2 separate regions of the Homo sapiens genome follow, and region 1 is linked to region 2. A link is an interaction called in ENCODE POLR2A ChIA-PET data of the cell type or tissue named here. Cell type or tissue: endothelial cell of umbilical vein. All regions are shown on one strand. Each heading gives the region's core, and the rest is flanking DNA. Links, peaks and the distances in the headings are about the cores only. Region 1 holds the start of LOC101927863 (a long non-coding RNA gene). Region 2 overlaps ANKRD11 (ankyrin repeat domain containing 11).

Region 1 (16,757 bases), core at 5,129-7,628, 200 kb before region 2:
GTCTCTACTAAAAATACAAAAATTAGCTGGGTGTGGTGGCGCGCACCCGTAATCCCAGCTACTCAGGAGGCTGAGGCAGGAGAATCGCTTGAACCCGGGAGGCGGAGGTTGCAGTGAGCCAAGACCATTGCACTCCAGCCTGGGCGACAGAGCGAGATCTCTGTCTCAAAAATAACCGAAAAAACAACAACCTAAAAGGTGTGGGCTAAGCTCCTAGGCGAGGGCTAGGAGAAAAAAACATCAGCCCAAAAGCTGAAGGACACAAGGTCTGGTTTTCGGGAGGAGATGCTATCCTATCCTTAGCAGAACCTGAAACAAGGCCGCACTACAGGGGGTGCTCAATGACTGTATCAATAACGTGCCGAGCTACATGACAACAGCAAAATGCAGCTACAGGGTATTTTGCGGACACAGAAACGTTCTGGGCCCCCTACTCGGCAATAACCACCCTAACTGGAAGGCGCTGGAATTCCTGGTGACGGAATCGATCCACAGGCGTGGACTGTAAATTAGTGCTACGCCGGAAACCGTTACTGGATTCCACTTTAAAAGGCGAGGAAGACGGGCGGAGAACATCCACACACAACAGACGGGTTGGGAAAGTCCACGCCGAGGACTGCGCGGATCCCAGCCCTGCCTCTTCCCGGCCCGCCCAGCGCCCACGATCCAGGGCCCCAACAGTCGCTCCGCGCCGAGGTCCACAGCTGGGGGATCCGCGGGCCCACAGGCGCAGGCTCCCCCGCCGCAGGGGCCAGGCGGCCTCCGACCCGCCCCGCCGGGCTGGGCCTTACAGAGCAGAGCCGGGCGGGAGGTGGGGCCCGGACTCCGCGGGGATTTACCTGCAGAGCTCGGCCTCCAGCCTCGGCGAGGTCCCCCGGAGGCCTGCTGGCCATGTACGGCCGCCCCCTCCCGGGCCTGGCGGGGAACCCTGGACTCCAGGCCGGGCCTGGGCCCCACAGCGGCCGAGGACCCGGGCCTGGACCCCGGCGGAGGGCACGGAGCAGCAGCAGCAGCACGGCCATGTTGGCCTGAAAGCCGCGCCTGCGTGATCCGCGGGGCGCTACACGGCGCCTGCGCGGCGGGGTGGGCGGGGTCTGACGTGGCGCCTGCGCGGTCCCCACAGCTGCGCCCCGCCGCGCCCGGGTGCCGCTTGCCGCACCCCCGAGCCTGAGCCCGTCTACCTCGTGGCTGCCTGAGGCCCGGGTATGGGGGCGCGCGTCTGCGAGGAGGTCGCGGGTGCCCTGGTTTTTTTGAAGCCGGCCTTGTATTCCCAGGGCCTGGCGGGTGAATAACCGGCCGGGTCGTGGCTGCGTGGTCGTGCTCCGCCCGCGCCGAGGGGCCTCACGCCCGGGCAGCCTGCGTCACCCGCAGGGTTCGGTCACAGGCGAGGGCGGATGGTGCGGGCCGGAATCCCGCCTGCGAGTAGAGGCCCGCGCTCAGGAGGGCGGCGCCGGAGGCCTCGGGTCGGGAGGGCCCCTTCGGGTGTGAGGAGCGCAGGAAGGGGGCGGTTTTCCTGCGTCTTGAGCCGCCCGAGGACGAGGACTGAAGTTGCAGCCGCCGCAGGGAGGGCAGCCCCGGAGGAGGAGGGTCGTGAGGGAGGGAGCGCGCAGTGCGGCGCGGCCTGGCAGGCGTCTGCAGAGCTCGTCCCGCACACCTCTGACTTCGGAGCGCTCCGTCCTGTGCCTTCGGACTGGCTCACCTCGGAGGCGCTTCGAGCCTCGGTCCTGCCCCGGCCGCTGCGCGAGCCCATCGTAGGAAGCGGGGAGGCGCCGTCTGGAAGCTTAGGAAGAGGCTCTGTTCTCTTCAGGGTCCGCCCTCCGGGCCCGGGCAGGGTCCCTCGTGGGCTCCCAGGCGCGCGGGGTCCTCCGCCACCCCGACCCCTTCCTCCGTCCGCCTTAGGTCTAGAGCTGACGCCAAGAGCTGGAAAGCTTGTTGAGTAGGAAAAGCAAAGACTAGATGGTCTGTCACAGAGGTAGGATGAGGGTGACCTATTTATTTTTATGCTTTTCTGTACTCCGCAAATTCGTAACAGTGAATGCCAGTGACGACAGCCAACATCACCGAGTGCCTAGCTCCGTGTCGAACACCCATGTAATATTCACAACCCTGTGCAGCGAATACAATACCTCTATTTTACATGTAAAGAAAGATTCAGAAGTATTAAAAGTAACCTGCCTAGGATTACAGCTCTGAAGTTAGGGCAGAATTTCAAGGCCGGTCTGGTTTGTTTCTGGACCTGCACTCACTCCACCACTACAGACGAGGTTGCAAAGCCAGTGGGCTGCGTGTAATCCTCCCTCTTCCTCAGCCCCGAGACGCTCAGGAAAGTGTTTTCAGTTATCGTGGTTATCCGCCCTCAGCCCTCCAGTGGGCCGGGTGCCTCGGCAGAGGTGCTCGGGGCTGGGGAGGTGTTCTGTTGGTTTGTGGAGAGGACCTTCCCCTACACCCAGGGCTGACACTGATTTTCACAACTGAACCGCTTTTCCTTTTGCTTCTTATTGTACAGTCAGCCTTCGCAGTGAATCCAACCTTGCCGTTTCCTCCTCCACTATTTTTTCTTTCCCTGATTGAAAGACACCAGGTGGGCCGGGCGCGGTGCCCTCCCCCTCCCTCTCCCTGCCCTTCATCCCAGCACTTTGGGAGGCCAAGGCGGGCGGACCACGAGGTCAGGAGATCGAGACCATCCTGGCTAACACGGCGAAACCCCGTCTCTACTAAAAATACGAAAAATTAGCCGGGCGCTGTGGCGGGCGCCTGTAGTCCCAGCTACTCGGGAGGCTGAGGCAGGAGAATGGCGTGAACCCGGGAGGCGGAGCTTGCAGTGAGCCGAGATCCCGCCACTGCACTCCAGCCTGGGCGACAGAGCGAGACTCCATCTCAAAAAAAAAAAAAAAGGTCACAAATCCTCTGAACGCACAGGCATAAAGGGTTGTGGGGCTCGGTCACTTCCTAGAACACAAAAAACCCTTTCGGAAGTTTGGTTGGGTTGGTCACGGGACAAGGCTGGAGAGAGGGTGAGGGCACACATTTGGATGTGTTTGGGAGGAGTTTAAGTGTAGTCCTATTAATATTGTTTGAGATAAGTTAAAATTGTTTCCTGGCAATTCATCAGAAGCAGTGTGGGGTGTTGGCAAGAGGCCTCCTCTGGGGAAAGAACACTGGGTTCTGTCTCCTCTGGCCTATGACCTTAAGCAAGTTATTAGCTTCCTCAAGCCTCAATCTTCTCAGCGGTAAAATGGGGATGATAATTATCTGCAAAGCAAGGCTAATATCAGCCTTGGGTTTCCCACAGGGTGGTTATGAAGATAAAATGCAATAAATGTGTGTGAGGGCAACTGACGAGCCAGGAAGCCTTGGCATCCAGAGTTATTACTGGGACGTCATGGGAAATGAGGATATGGGAACAGAGTATTTATGCATTTATTCAAACTCATCTCTAACAACCGTGCTTTGAAGGCTGGCTGCATCCCAGGCCCTACAGGTGAACCGTGACTCTCAGCTCTCAGCTTCAGCCCCTGCTGTAGTGGCGGCAGCAGCAGAGGCTCACGTAGCCTCAAGCAGTAGGGGTTTTGTTTAAGGATTCGGGTGCCCCATGGTTTGGGGGTTTTGTTTTTATTTTGCTGCATGATTTGGATTCAAGAAGAAGGATCTGTAGGACAGTGGGCTCCCGGGTCTGCCTTTGCCCTCATAGCCTGCAGCAGAGCAGGACGTTCGCTTTCCCTTCTCCGCCTGTGTGTTCTTCCTGCACTGCCTAACTGCTGCTTGCTCATTTGTGCTTCCGTGTCACCCCTCCTCAGCCCTCTGAACTCTGCACGTCAGGACTTGGCACACTTCCTAACTGCTGCTTACTCATTTGTACTTCCGCGTCACCCCTCCTCAGCCCTCTGAACTCTGCGCTTGGACTTGGTGTGACTTCCCTTCCCCGCCTATTCTCTAGAGGCAGTCTCTTGGTGACTCCTGGTTTGGGTCAGGGCACGCCTTAGGTCTCTGGATGGCTACCAACCCCAGGTTCCCTCAGCTCTAGCCCCATAAGAGAGGAGGCCTCAGGAGCGCCTAGGGCAGCCCTTTCAGCCTGGGCTGTGGGAAGGGAAGGTGGACAGAGAGGAGACCCCATGCCTTTGTTCCCTGTTGATGCAGAAGCATTCTAGGCTCTGTCCCTTATTCCTGCTGTGGGCTGAAGCTTCAGGCAAGGTGCTCTACAAACTTCAGTTGCCTCATCTATCAAACAGTAACGTTTAACATTCCAGAGACAGAAGTTGATCTTTGGGACTTTTTTTGATTTTAAGATCTAGGCTGGCTGGGGCGGTGGCTCATGCCTGTAATCCCAGCACTTTGAGAGGCCGAGACCGGTGGATCACGAGATCATCAGGAGATGAGACCATCCTGGCTAACATGGTAAAACCCAGTCTCTACTAAAAATAGAAAAAATTAGCCGGGCACGGTGGCAGGTGCCTGTAATCCCAGCTACTTGGGAGGCTGAGGCAGGAGAATCGATTGAATCTGGGAGGCAGAGACTCCATCTGAAAAAAAAAAAAAAAGATCTAGGCTTCTGGCTGGGTGCTATGTCCCACGCCTGTAATCCCAGCACTTTGGGAGGGCAAGGCAGGTGGATCACTTGAGGTCAGGAGTTCAAGACCAGCCTAGCCAACACGGCGAAACTCTCTTTCTACTAAAAATACAAAAAAATTAGCCAGGCACGGTGGCAACATGCCTGTAGTTCCAGCTACTCGAGAGGCTGAGGCATGAGAATCGCTTGAACCTGGGAGGTGGAGGCTGCAGTGAGTTAAGATCTTGCCACTGCACTCCAGCCTCAGTGATGAGTGAGACCCTGTCTTTTTTTTTATGAGACAAGGTCTCACTCTGTTGCCCAGGCTGAAGTACAGTGGTGCGATCTCAGCTCACTGCAGCCTCTGCCTCCCAGCTTCAAGCGATTCTCCTGCCTTAGCCTCTCGAGTAGCTGGGATGACAGGCATGAGCCATCGCGCCAGGCCAAGACTGTCTCAAAAAAAAAAAAAAAAAAATCTAGGCTTCCTTATTAATATCTGAACAAATAATTACATATTTGCTTCTTTCCAAATTTGGCAGCAACTAAACTTAAAAATTTTTTTAAGTACATTTGCTTTTGCAGTTAGCCTGGCCTCCAGAGCTCTTGGACTGCAGCACCCATAATGATGGCCAAAGCCGCCCCCACGGCGACTCCTCCTGCTGAAGCAAAGTCAGGCAGAACAATAAGGTATGTGTTGAATATGAGGATGTCTTACATAAAACATGTTACCTTGTGGAATGCTTGAAAATAAACGAGTTCATCTCTGTAAATTTTAGTACATTTTCTTCCTGAAGCTCTTTCTTAGGAAACAGTTTCTTCTTATATCACTTGTTAACTGGGCTTTACTCATCCATGTAGAACCAGATTTTATTCTTCTTTAAAAGATGGGGCTGGGCGTGGTGGCTCACGCCTGTAATCCCAGCACTTTCGGAGGCCGAGGTGGTTGGATCTGGATTACCTGAGGTCAGGAGTTGGAGACCGGCCTGGCCAACATGGTGAAACCTCATCTCTACTAAAAATACGAAAATTAGCTGGGTGTGGTGGCAGGCGCCTGTAATCCCAGCTACTCAGGAGGGAGACTGAGGCAGGAGAATCGCTTGAACCCGGGAGGTGGCGGTTGTGGTGAGCCGAGGTCGCGCCACTGCACTCCAGCCTGGGCAACAGAGTGAGACTCCGTCTCAAAAAAAAAAAAAAAAAAAAAAAAAAAAATGCTGGGCACCGTGGCTCACGCCTGTAATCCCAGCACTCTGGGAGGCCGAGGGTGGGTGGATCATCTGAGGTCAGGAGTTGGGAGACTATCCTGGCCAACATGGTGAAACCTCCTCTCTACTAAAAATACGAAAATTAGCTGGGTGTGGTGGCAGGCGCCTGTAACCCCAGCTACTTGGGAGGCTGAGGCAGGAGAATCGCTTGAACCCAGGAGGTGTTGGTTGAAGTGGGCCGAGATCGCATCGCGTCACTGCACTCCAGCCTGCGCGACAGAGTGAGACTCCACCTCAAAAAAAAAAAAAAGGGTGGGCGGATCACCTGAGGTCTGGAGATTGAGACCAGCCTGACCAACATGGAGAAACCCCGTCTCTATAAAAATACAAAATTAGCCAGGCGTGGTGGCACATGCCTGTAATCCCAGCTACTCTGGAGGCCGACCGAGGCAGGAGAATGGCTTGAACCCGGGAGGTGGAGTTTGCTGTGAGCTGAGATCGCGCCATCGTACTCCAGCCTGGGCAACAAGAGCAAAACTCCGTCTCAAAAAAAAAAAAAAGAAAAGAAGATGGAAAGTTCATTCCTTTTTTTTTTTTCTTTTCTTGAGACAGAGTTTTGCTTGTTGCCCAGGCTGGACTGCAATGGCTCGATCTCGGCTCACCACAACCTTCACCTCCCGGGGTTCAAGCGATTCTCCTGCCTCAGCCTCCCAAGTAGCTGGGATTATAGGCATGTGCCACCACGCCCGGCTAATTTTGTATTTTTAGTAGAGACGGGGTTTCTCCATGTTGGTCAGGGTGGTTTCAAACTCCCGACCTGAGGTGATCCACCTGTCTCGGCCTCTCAGGGTGCTGGGATTACAGGCGTGAGCCAACACGCCTGGCGGAAAGTCCGTTTCTACTAGCAAGAAACCTGTACAGGAATTTGAGCATGACTAAATAATCATGTATTCCTCAGCGTTTCTTTAGATTGTTGGGTGTGGGACTTTGGGCAGGTGTTTAAGGACCTGGAAGGGACAGCCTATGTCCTCTCCACGTGACGGGAATCCCCACGGCCCTGGGCAGTGCATTCCGAGTTCGCCAACGTGGCAACTTAAAACAACAAATGCTTATCTCACTCTGTTTCTGAGGGTCAGGAATCTGGGAGTGGCTCGACTGGACCGTTTAGTCTCTTGGACTGGACAAGCTTGCAGTCCGACTAACTGATGGCCAGGGTGTGGCCAGTTGGGAGGGGGCAGGTAGCAGGGGAGTGGGGAGCGGCCAGGGAATGCTGGAGAGTCCGAGGGGGAGTGCTGCTGAGGACTAATAAAGTCTGTGGTAAAAGCATGACTGGCTGCTGAGAGAATGGACTCTAGAGAGGCCAGAGGTGGGAATGTGAGGCCAGGGAGGAGGGAGGCTTTTGCAGCAGTGCCAGAAGGTAAGGATCCTGGCAGGACCGAGGCATGGGGCTGGTTCTCCCAGAGGATCCAGTAAAGCCTGGGGTGTCTTGGTGCCCACTCTGGGCTGCGTTCTCTGATCTGCAGCGCCAGGAAGAGAGAAGCCAGCAGAGGCCAGCATGTGGCTGCTGGTGGCCCAGCTGCTGAGGGCGATGAGGGTGAGTCTCCAGACCGGCCTCTGAAACGCCAGGACAGGGCCGCAGACACCAGGCTCAGTGTGGACATGGAGCAGGAGGAGGGCTTTCTTTTTGTTGTAACTTAAAGGGCTGGTTTGACAAGGAACAGGTGGTCATTTCATTTTTTTTTTTTTTTGAGATGGAGTCTTGCTCTATTGCCCAGGCTGGAGTGCAGTGGCTCAATCTCGGCTCACTGCAAGCTCCGTCTCCCGGGTCACGCCATTCTCATCTCAGCCTCCCGAGTAGCTGGGGCTACAGGCGCCTGCCAGCACGCCCGGCTAATTTTTTTCTATTTTTAGTAGAGATGGGGTTTCACCGTGTTAGCCAGGATGGTCTCGATCTCCTGACCTCCTGATCCACCCGCCTCTGCCTCCCAAAGTCCTGGGATTACAGGCGTGAGCCACCGTACCCAGCTACAGGTAGTCATTTCTACATAAAATCCGAACCCCGGCTGGCCCACTTCAGACCTCCTCACCTCGCGGACCCATGGACAAACAGAACCACATGAGTGGACTTGGGCTGGTGCTGGGATTTTCCTGGGGTGCTTTCAGCAGCCTTCCAGAGACCAGCATGCCTTTCTGGTTTCTGGAACGCTCAGTGAGCTTTGGCTGGGGAGCACAAGGGCTGATCAGGTTAAGTTCAAGATTATCTGGAGATGGACAGGTACTTTTGCTTTATACACACCTTGAAACCTTGAACGAAAGCATGCAGTTTGGGTTTACCATCCCCGTCCCTGCTGTGTATTTTTTTTTTTTTTTTTTGAGACGGAATTTTGCTCTGTCATGCAGGCTGGAGTGCAGTGGCGCGATCTCGGCTCACTGCAACCTCCGCCTCGCGAGTTGAAGCAATTCTCCAACCTCAGCCTCCCAAGTAGCTGGGACTACAGGCACGCGCCACCATGTCTGGCTAATGTTCTGTATTTTTAGTAGAGATGGGTTTTCACCATGTTAGCGAGGATGGTCTTGATCTCCTGACCTCATGATCCGCCCACCTTGGCATCCCAGAGTGCTGGGAGCCACCACACCCGGCCTGTCCCTGTTGTTTTATGTTTTTTTTTTTTTTTTTTTTTGAGACGGAGTCTCGCTCTGTCGCCCAGGCTGGAGTGCAGTGGCGGGATCTCGGCTCACTGCAAGCTCTGCCTCCCGGGTTCACGCCATTCTCCTGCCTCAGCCTCCCAAGTAGCTGGGACTACAGGCGCCCGCCACTACGCCCGGCTAATTTTTTGTACTTTTAGTAGAGACGGGGTTTCACCGTTTTAGCCGGGATGGTCTCGATCTCCTGACCTCGTGATCCGCCCGCCTCGGCCTCCCAAAGTGCTGGGATTACAGGCGTGAGCCACCGCGCCCGGCCTGTTTTATGTTTTATTTAGGTTGACAGTTTATTTACTTCAGCCCTAAGGCAGTCCTATATGAAGTTACAGTTTCGTAAACAGAACAGATGAAATAGAACAAACTCGATAGACTACGTTTGCAACACTTTACCGGTAAAGGGAAGAACCAAAGCACTTGTCCAGGAGGATATGGGCTAAGCAACACCGTTACTCCACGAGGCCCAGAGGAGCTGGCCTCCCTGCAGCATGGGGACTGTGCATGGGACCACTGAGGAATGATTGACAGTAATTTAAAACTAAAACTCAGGAACAGCCAGTAGCATTTCTATATTTAACTCATACAAAATATATTCTTTAATGTTTCTGAAAAAAATTTAAAGTTGCAAAGTAAAACTGGGTTTCAGTAACAAAATGTATTAATTCATATGACACTGAGCACCTATGCTCTCCCTGTGTTGTTTTGTTTTTCCAAGATGGGGTCTTGCTCTGTTTCCAGGCTGGAGGACAGTGGCATGATCACGGCTCACTGCAGCGTTGGCCTCCTGGGCTCAGGCAAGCCTCACACCCAGCTAAGTTTTTACTTTTGGTAGCGTTGAGGTCTTGCTATGTTGCCTGGGCTAGTCTCAACTTCTGGCCTCAAACAATCCTCCCACCTCAGCCTCCCACAATAACTCCTGCTCATTAACATATGAAACATTATCTGTTAAATTTCCTGGAAATGTTATTAATATCTTCTGGCTGGGTGCAGTGGCTCATGCCTGTTAACCCAGCAATTTGGGAGGCAAAGGCAGAAGGATTGCTTGAGCCCAGGAGTTTGAGACCAGCCTGGGCAACATGGTGAGACCCTGTCTGCACAAAAAAAGAAAAAAAAAAATAGCTGGGGGTGGTGGCGTGTACCTCTAGTCCCAGCTACTCCGGAGGCTGAGGTGGGAGGATTGCTTTAGCCTGGGAGGTCAAGGCTGTAGTGAGCCTTGATTTTGCCACTGTACCCCAGACTAGGTGATAGAGACCTTATTTCAAAAAAAACCCAAAAAACAAAAAAAACCTATTTTTCCAGACAAAGGTATCTGTGATTTTATGCATTTTAAAAGGGAACTTGTCATATGAGACTCATGGCTCACACCTATAATCCCAGCACTTTGGGAGGCTGAGGCAGGTGGATCACCCGAGGTCAGGAGTTTGAGACCAACCTGGCCAACATGGTGAAACCCCCGTCTCTACTAAAAATAGGAAAATTAGCCAGGCATGGTGGCGGGTGCCTGTAATCCCAGCTACTGAGGAGGCTGAGGCAGGAGAATCGCTTGAACATGGGAGGTGGAGGTTGCAGTGAGCTGAGATGGCGCCACTGCACTCCAGCCTGGGCGACAGAGCGAGACTCTGTCTCAAAAAAAATAAAAAATAAATAAGAATCCCTTGCAAGCCCTCTCTAGCTGAGACGTCCTAAAGTACTGTTAAGGATTTGAGAAATGTGTTATTAAACCTTTATTGAATTCAGCACTAGTAAGAAGTTCTGAATTGGCCATCCTGTAGTATAAGCATTATAGTTATTCCCAGAACTGGCCCAGCCAGGGGATGGCTGTCATGACGGCTTTAACCACATAACTCAGCTTAATTCCCAAGGGCCGATTTCCAGGGATAGAAGGAGCCTCCATGGCCCGTAAATCTTCGGCTGCTTCCCAAATCCAAGGAGCAGCTGGAGAGAGTACTGTGTCACGCACCGGATACAACCACACACAGGAGTTTCTGGTACATCATGTGCCAGTTACACATCCACAAGGCAGAGACTGGAGTCCTTGCTGGGACAGCGTTTGAGGTCCGTTCTGTTTCCTCCCTGCTACTGCAGCAGTGCTTGGAACCGTGTCTCCACACAGCAGGCCCTGAAACCTTTGCTGAATGAGTGCACGATTAATTTTCTCAGCTAAGTCCCTGCTTTCTGCAGTCTGCAATTCATTACATAAAATACATCAGGCAGTATTATGACAGCCTTATTACGAAAAAGTCCTGAGAAGTTTTCTTTTTTTTTTTGAGATGGAGTCTCGCTCAGCAGTGCGGTGATCTAGGCTCACGGCAACCACCGTCTCCCGGGTTTCACCATGTTGACCAGGCTGGTCTTGAACTTCTGACCTCAGGTGATCCGCCCACCTTGGCCTCCCAAAGTGCTAAGATTACAGGCATGAGCCACCGCGCCCGGCGACTTTTTTTTTTTTTTTTTTTTTTTTTTTTTTTTTTTTTTACTCCCAAGCTTCCCAGTTGGATTGTAAATATGTAATTTGTGATATATTGACAAAAAAACACATCATATATTTAGACTTTAAAATGACACCAAAACGGATAGGGCTATAATTAGGCAATAAAAAGAAATAAAAGGTACAGGCTGGGCGTGGTAGCTTATGCCTGTGATCTTAATACTTTGGGAGGCTGAGGCAGGAGGGTTGAGTGAGCCCAGGAGTTTGAGGCTGCAGTGAACTCCAGCCTGGGTGACGGAGCAAGACCCCATCTCTAAAAATAATAAAAAAATAAAAAAAAATTAAAATAAAGGAAATAAAAAGTGCATGTTGTGGAGGTGCTCGCCTATAGTCTCAGCTACTTGGGAGGCTGAGGTAGAAGGCTCCTTCGAGCCTAGGAGTTTAAGACCAGCCTGGGCAACACAGTGACAACTAATCTCTGAAAAACAAAAAGAGAAGAAAAGCAATAAAAGACACGTAAATTGCAAAGGAAGAATTAAAAGTATCTCTGTAGGTAATATGACTTTTTAAAATTCTAGCTGTTTACTTTTTTTTTTTTTTTTGAGACAGTGTCTTGCTCTGTCGCCCAGGCTGGAGTGCAATGGCGCGATCTACGCTCACTGCAACCTCCGCCTCCAGGGCTCAAGGGATTCTCCCGCCTCAGCCTCCGGAGTAGCTGGGATTACAGGCGCCTGCCACCACGCCCAGCTAATTTTTTGTATTTAGTAGAGATGGGGTTTCACCATGTTGGTCAGGCTGGTCTAACTCCTGACCTCAGGTGATCCGCCCGCCTCAGCCTCCCAAAGTGCTGGGATTACAGGTATGAGCCACTGTGCCCGGCTAAAAGCTGGACTTTAATTTAATTAATTAATTAATTAATTTATTTTTTGAGACAGTTTTGTTCTTGTTGCCCAGGCTGGAGTGCAATGGCGCGATCTCGGCTCACAGCAACCTCCGCCTGCCGGGTTCAAGCCATTCTCCTGCCTCAGCCTCCGGAGTAGCTGGGATTACAGGCATTCACCACGACGCCCAGCTAATTTTGTATTTGTAGTAGAGACGGGGTTTCTCCATGTTGGTCAGGCTGGTCTCAAACTCTGGACCTCAGGTGATCCACCCGCCTTGGCCTCCCAAAGTGCTGGGATTACAGAAGTCAGCCACCACGCCCGGCCACAATTTAATTTTATTTATTTAGAGACAAGGTCTCGTGCTCATCTCCTAGGCTGGAGCACGACGGCGCGATCTCAGCTCACTGCAACCTCCGCCTCCCCGGTTCAAACAACTCTCTCACCTCAGCCTCCCAAGTAGCTGGGATTACAGGCATGTGCCACCGTGCCTGGCTAATTTTTCTATTTTGAGTACAGACAGGGTTTCACCACGTTGGCCAGGCTGGTCTCGAACTCCCGAACTCAGGTGATCTGCCCGCCTAGCCCTCCCAAAGTGCTGGGATTACAGGCATGAGCCACTGCACTCGGCCCTAATATGACTTTTTAAAAGTTGGCTGGCCGCGGTGGCTCATGCCTGTAATCCCAGCACTTTGGGAGGCCAAGGTGGGCAGATCACCTGAGGTCGGGAGTTTGAGACCAGCCAGACTAACCTGGAGAAACCCAGTCTCTACTCAAAATAAAAAAATTAGCGGGGCAAGGTGGTGGGTGCCTGTAATCCCAGTTACTCGGGCAGCTGAGGCAGGAGAATGACTTGACCCCGGGAGTCGGAGGTTGTGGTGAGCTGAGATCAAGCCACTGCACTCCAGCCTGGGTGACAGAGCGAGACTCTGTCTCAAATTAAAAAAAAAAGCCAGGCCCTGTGGCTCACACCTGTAATCTCAGCACTTTGGGAGTCCGAGGCAGGTGGATCACGAGGTCAGGAGATGGAGACCATCCTGGCCAACATGGTGAAACCCCGTCTCTACTAAAAAACAAAAAAATTAGCCGGGTGTGGTGGTGTATGCCTATAGTGCCAGCTACTCGGGAGGCCGAGGCAGGGGAATTGCTTGAACCCGGGAGGCAGAGATTGCAGTGAGCCAAGATCATGCCACTGCACTGCAGCCTGGACGACAGAGGGAGACTCTGTCTCAAAAAAAAAAAAAAAAAAAAAAAAAAAACTAGCTTTTTACCTTTTTTCAATACATTTTATATATATTTGAGGTTTACAACATGATGTTATGAGGCTGGGCACGGTGACTCACGCCTGTGAGCCCAGCACTTTGGGAGGCCGAGGTTGGGGGACTGCTTGAGGCCAGGAGTTCGAGACCAGCCTCACAACACAGTGAGCCCCCAGTCTCTAAAAATAAAAAATTTTAAATTAGCTAGGTGTGGTGAGTCACACCTGTGGTCCCAGCTACTCAGGAGGCTGAGCTGGGAGGATCCCTTGAGCCCAGGAATTTAAGGTTACAGTGAGTCTTGGTCATACTATTGCAGTCCAGCCTGGGGGACAGAATGAGACCCCGTCTCTAAAAAAAAAGGAAAAACAAAAACAACAACAACAAAAAAGAAAGACGGTACATTTCATGTTATGTGTATTTTACCACAATAAAAATTGGGGATAAAATAGAACAGAAAATAGTATTTGACAATAGACACTGCAATTGATAGGGCTACCGACAAAGTACGGAGTTTAGAGTTTTAAAAATTGGCCGGGCGTGGTGGCTCACACCTGTAATCCCAGCACTTTCGGAAGCTGAGGTGGGTGGATCACCTGAGGTCAGGAGTTCGAGACCAGCCTGACCCATATGGTGAAACCTCGTCAATACTAAAAATACAAAAATTAGCCAGGCGTGGTGGCGGGCGCCTGTAATCCCAGCTACTCGGGCAGCTGAGGCAGGTTGATTGCTTGAACCCAGGAGGTGGAAGCTGCAGTGAGCCAAGATCACGCCACTGCACTCCAGCCCGGGCAACAGAGCTAGACTCTGTCTCAAAAAAAAAAAAAAAAAAATTTGGGGTGTAGCTTAATGGACCCGAGGTCAGGGGCTCCAAGAATATCTGAATATCGTTTCATCCCACAGCACCTCCTGCCTTTGAGATCTGGAAGGTGATACCCCACAGTTATGGTAACTGGGAAGCAAGACACATCACAATTTATTGTGAAATGAGCTTGGGTTCCAAATCCTAAAGCTAGGAATGCTGGTAAGCTGGGGCTGACCACAGAGCTGAGGCCAGGCCTGCTGGACTCAGACTGAGCTGTCAGTTCTCACCACAGGGCCAGGGGGAGGGGGCAGAAGGGAAAGGCCAGAGGTGGGCCTGCTCCGCCCGTTTCTGCCACTTCTGGAGAAGAGGAAGCAGAAAGAATGCAGGGGGCTGGGCTGCCTCCCTTTACCATGACCTCTGGCTCATCTGTAAGGAAGGGGCAGAGGGTCCCACTGTGCACGCAGTTGCTGGTGGGTCCACAGCAGAGAGTGGGGTGTCATGCGGGAGCAGGACTGTGGAGTAGCTTTGCAAGCCTTTACTTAGGGGCAAAATGATGTCTGCACATCCCTTCCCAGAAGGGTGGCTGTCCAACACTGCCTGGCGCTGGGCTCTTCCCCATGAGCGTACCAGATCTGGGAGAGCATCGTCAGAGGCAGTGCCTGAGTGTTTGGCTACACAAAACAGCACCGGGTCTTTCCTGGAGCCACATGTGGCTGATGTTCAATGAACAATTAGCTTGTTTCAGGGAAGAGAGACACCTGAGAATTTAAGAGCTTTTTGTTGGGGACTTAGTCGGGTTCACAGCTCAATCTACAGCTCCTGGGTCAGTAAGTGCTAAGTGATAGGCCCCGAATCAATGTTTGCTGAATGAATTCAAGAGCTCAGGGTGGGGTGGGGTGAGTTATAGTAAACACAGTTGCAAGCAGCAATGGAGGCATCCCGGGATGGGCACTGTAAGGACCAGGCCTTACTGAGGAGGCTGGGATGCTCTGGAGATACAAGATGACTCCAGGAGTGTTTTTCATAGATGGCACCTGGACCACCTTGGGTGCACACTTTTTTTTTGAGATGGAATTTTGCTTTTGTAGCCCAGGCCTCTGCCTCCAGGGTTCAAACGATTCTCCTGCCTCAGCCTCCCGAGTAGCTGGTATTACAGGTGCCTGCCATCACACCCAGCTAATTTTTGTATTTTTAGTAGAGACAGTGTTTCAACATGTCAGCTAGGCTGGCCTCGAACTGCTGACCTCAGGTGATCCACCCGCCTCAGCCTTCCAAAGTGCTGGGATGACAGGCATGAGCCACCGCGCCCGGCCGGGTGCACACTTCTGAATCTCACTCCAGATCTACTCAATCAGAATCTCTAGAGTGGGGCCCAGGGAACAGCGTTAAAGGACACAAGCATCCTGGCCAACTATTTGAGCATGCCCCCCACAGGGGCTCCAGATCAGGGTTTTGTAGATCTGAGAGGTTTTCTTTGGCCCACAGAATGTTTTACAAATTAATTGCCCTTAATGAAATGTCCCATAAAAATTTAATTTCCAGGTTGGAGAATGTGGCAATGCTGGTTCTCCAGCAGCTGTCACCATGGCCCCTTGGGGCTGTGCTGGCCACCTGGCCCTCCCCGGCCTCTCTGCATCCTCCTGTTGCTCTGTTTCTACTCAAACTACTGCCACAGTTTCCCACTTGGCCTCACTTCCTTCATGCTGTTTCCAGGCTGATGTTGTAAAATAGGAATCTGATCTTCAGGCCTCGCGTTGGAAACCTTCACTGGTGCCCTGCTGCTATTAGGCCAAGGAGCACTGCTGCACCCCGATGGCCTCCCTGCTCCTGCTTCCGTCTGGCTGTGTCTCCGGTTTCTGTTGCTGCGCCCCTCATGTCCTGTACCCATCACCCACGCAGGAGGTGCAAAGAACATCTCAGACTTTAAGTGCACAAAACTAAACTCTTTTTTCACCCAAACCGGCATCTTCCTTAAAGCTCTCTTCCAGACAATGCTAACCTCACCCTGGACCCTTCTTTTACAGCCCACAAAACCTTGCCGACTGTCTTCAGTCCAACCGTGGCTCTCTACTCCATCTGCACTGCTGTCTCTGTGCGTTCATCATCTCACAGCCATCCTTTCATGCAAGTTGGACCATCGCCCACCTTCCCACAACCCTCTGACGGCTTACCTTTTTCCTCAGGATAAAATCCCAACTCCTTTTTTTTTTTGAGATGGAGTCTCGCTCTGTTGCCCAGGCTGGAGTGCAATGGCGTGATCTCGGCTCACTGCAGCCTCTGCCTCCCGGATTCAAGTGATTCTCCTGCCTCAGCCTCCGGAGTAGCTGGGATTACAGGCGCACGCCACCACGCCCGGCTAATTTTTGTATTTTTAGTAGAGACGGGGTTTCACCATGTTGGCCAGGCTGGTCTCAAACTCCTGACCTCAAGTGATCTGCCTGCCTTGGCCTCCCAAAGTGCTGGGATTACAGGCGTGAGCCACTGCACCTCACCTCAAAGATTTTCTCTTTTTCTTGAGACGAAGTCTCATTCTGTCGCCCAGGCTGGAGCGCAGTGGCGCGATCTCGGCTCACTGCAACCTCCGCCTCCCGAGTTCAAGAGATTCTCCTGCCTCAGCCTCCTGAGCAGCTGGGACTACAGGCACCCGCCACCACCACACCCAGCTAATTTTTGCATATTTTTAGTAGAGATGGGGTTTCACCATATTGGCCAGACTGGTCTCGAACTCCTGATCTCATGATTCACCCGCCTCGGCCTCCCAAAGTGCTGGGATTACAGGCATAAGACACCGCGCCTGGCCAAGATTTTCTAATTAGTGCATTTCCTGGCTCCTTTCCCTTTACTCTGCATTTCTTTTCTCTACCATACACGTTCTACTTCTGTCGAAATTCAGTTTGCTTTTACCTTAGTGTATTTTCAGATTCTGTTTCGAAGGCCAA
Region 2 (2,500 bases), core at 1-2,500:
TAGTATTTGTCCTCCTGTGTTTATCACCCTTTCGGGGCCAATTTTAATAACTTCTTGTTTAATGTTGCAAAACTAGATTTCCTAGGAAGATTGTTCTGATGTATGAGTGTGGAGCGTTGCTTATCCTAGAAGCTTGCATTTTAACCAGGACCCTCTTAAAGTAGCAAGTCCACAGCCAGGCGCGGTGGCTCACGGCTGTAATCCCAGTACTTTGGGAGGCCGAGGCGGGCAGATCACAAGGTCAGGAGTTCGAGACCAGCCTGACCAACATGAAGAAACCCTGTCGCTACTAAAAATACAAAAATTAGCCAGGTGTGGCGGCGGGTGCCTGTAATCCCAGCTACTCGGGAGGCTGAGGCAGGAGAATTGCGTGAACCCAATAGGTGGAGGTTGCAGTGAGCCAAGATTGCGCCATTGCACTCCAGCCTGGCAACAGAGCAAGACTCCGTCTCTAAATAAATAAATAGTAGCGAGTCCAACTCCAGTGCGTTCAGCCCCACCCTGGGCCGGGAGGCTGCTGGGCGCTGTGGCTCTCACACACGCCGCGTCCCCTCCTTCCCCCAGAGGAGCCGTTCTTGCTCAGAAATGAGTGGGGTGGAGGGAGAGGCGCACACCAGCAGGGATGAGAAGAGAAACATTGGTGCAGGGTTAACTGACACGTGACAGACAAGAGACTCTTCTCTGGTCCCCAGCAGTCAGGCCTCTCTGGAGGGGTGTGGGTGCCCCTTGCTATGGTGGGAGGGATGCAGGGTCACCACCGTGCCGGATGCCTTGGCTGTGTCCAAGTGGCAGAGGCTGGCACGTCTCCCTCAGAGACCTCCATGTTGCTGTGGGGATGGCTTCCCGCCTCCCAGATGCAGGGTTGAGTCGGCCCTGCCCGCGGTCCAGTGCCATGGAGATGTGGCCTCTGCGGTGCTTAGTCAGGGCTGGGGGCCGCCTGCCAAGAACAATGTGATTCTGTCTGTTGTGAATCAGCCCAGTTTAAAGCAGTCCCCGAGGCTGTGCATCCGCGTGGTCCCTGCACAGCAGCCTGGAGGCTGTCCAGGCAGACGTGAGCATGTGACAGCATCACCTCTGTGTCTTCCAGAGCGCTGGGCAAGAGCCCGTCCTAGGACCAGGCCTCTGTAAGGGCTGTGGGTGCAGCAAGGAGTGGGAAGGCACCTGCCATGTCCCGGCCCCAAGACAGCTCTGCCCACCGAGCCCTCTCAGACCAGCTTGCCCTGGGACTTCTAGCCCATCTTGCCTGCCCTGCTCTGCCTGCCCTGTCTGCCCGGGGCCTCTTGTATCTGCTTTTGAAGTCTGTCCTCTACCACCTCAAGGGTGGTCTCAGTTTAAAAAGCCTTATCACTGAAAGCATTCATATTAAATTATATGATATCTGGGATTTGCTTCAAATGATACTACTTTGTCTACTTTTTTATATGTGTAAGGTTTCCCAAAACTTAAAAAATCTAAAAGTAGCCAGGCACAGTGGCTCACACCCTTCACCCTTCCAGCACTTTGGCGGGAGGATCCCTTGAGGCTAGGAGGTCAAGGCTGCAGTGAGCCGTGATTGCGCCACTGCCCTCCAGCCTGGGCGACAGAGTGAGACCCTGTCCATAAAAAATAAAATAGATAAATAAATAATCAGTCAACCAGCGAATGTTTTTGAGGTTGCTGTGCATCATTGCCTGGCCTCCCTGGGGTTCTGGGGAGCCTCCTGCCCCGCTGTTTCTCCTGCGCCTTCGTCTGTGACCCTGAGTCTCGCTTCTCCCTGCCTAGGACCGCCGGGGTCCTGCTTGTCCTGGGGCAGCCACGAGGGAGCCCTCGTCAGGAGCGCCATGGGCCGAAGCTGCCTGCCCTCTGCACGTGGATGTTTCTTTGGAACAAGGGGAAAAATTATGATTTTCTTATTTTGCTTTGACCTGTGAATGACACCCTGGTCTCTGGTGCCTGGGGTGTGCTCTCTGCAGTGCTGCCAGGCACATGCTGGTTCCTTCAGCGTTAGGTGCTTGGCACCTTCAGTCTTTTCCTGACGTCATGTTTGTTCCTGGTGCCTCAGATAGGAGACGGCTGTTCTGACGGCTCCTGCTTCCCCATTCCTGGAGGGAAGACAGACTTAGCCACTGGTATCTGTGGGACTTCTTGGAACTCTGAATGCCAGACCTTGCCCAGTGCTAGAGGCGACAAGTGTGTGAAGTTGAAGAGGCTTCTCCCACCCGCTCAGCTGCAGTGGACCCGAGCGGGCAGAGAGAGCAGAGTGCAGCAGGGGCCAGGCTGTGCTCGCAGGCGGGGCAGGTGCCTGGAGAGCATGGCGCCCCTGGGAGCCTCTGGCCAGGAAGGGCATGTGCACTGCAGTGTGCCGTGGACCAGTGGCCTCAGCTCAGTGTGTTGACGAGGGTCCCAAGGCACTCACGTGTGTGGGGATGTTAGCAACACACGGCGGGAAGCCCTGATGCAGTTTCTCACCAAGCGTGTAGCAGACCCCACGCACCCCACACAGGTCAGGCACCCCACACAG

The links. Peaks named below come from ENCODE experiments on the same cell type or tissue, not always from the same donor. Only the 100,000 strongest peaks of a DNase experiment are listed, where the experiment ranks them.
Region 1: POLR2A ChIA-PET joins it to region 2 with 5 read pairs; 14 of 35 experiments call an interaction of 5 or more read pairs at or near these places.

The regions. Positions count from the first base shown.
Region 1 is chr16:89,492,683-89,509,439 of GRCh38, reverse strand. It overlaps LOC101927863 (a long non-coding RNA gene), which reads left to right and starts at 1,120. Exons shown (of 5, transcript NR_188547.1): 1 at 1,120-1,203; 2 at 3,293-3,481; 3 at 4,287-4,395; 4 at 5,129-5,233. SPG7 (SPG7 matrix AAA peptidase subunit, paraplegin) reads right to left here and starts at 1,037. Exons shown (of 17, transcript NM_003119.4): 1 at 840-1,037. The coding sequence starts at 1,022. LOC101930112 (a long non-coding RNA gene) reads right to left here. Exons shown (of 2, transcript XR_933895.4): 2 at 10,158-11,354. RefSeq lists silencers at 544-663, 694-1,253, 1,324-1,533, 1,654-1,723 and an enhancer at 3,543-3,592. In endothelial cell of umbilical vein, for the core only: no CTCF peak of the experiment used is centred there; no DNase peak of the experiment used is centred there.
Region 2 is chr16:89,300,224-89,302,723 of GRCh38, reverse strand. The region is part of intron 4 of ANKRD11 (ankyrin repeat domain containing 11); the gene reads left to right. It overlaps LOC124903757 (keratin-associated protein 5-2-like), which reads right to left. Exons shown (of 2, transcript XM_047435030.1): 2 at 1,737-2,500. The coding sequence ends at 2,363. Among named protein-coding and RNA genes, the nearest start is that of ZNF778, 84 kb to the right of the region's middle. In endothelial cell of umbilical vein, for the core only: no CTCF peak of the experiment used is centred there; a DNase peak (open chromatin) is centred at 943; H3K27ac peaks cover 1,218 bases.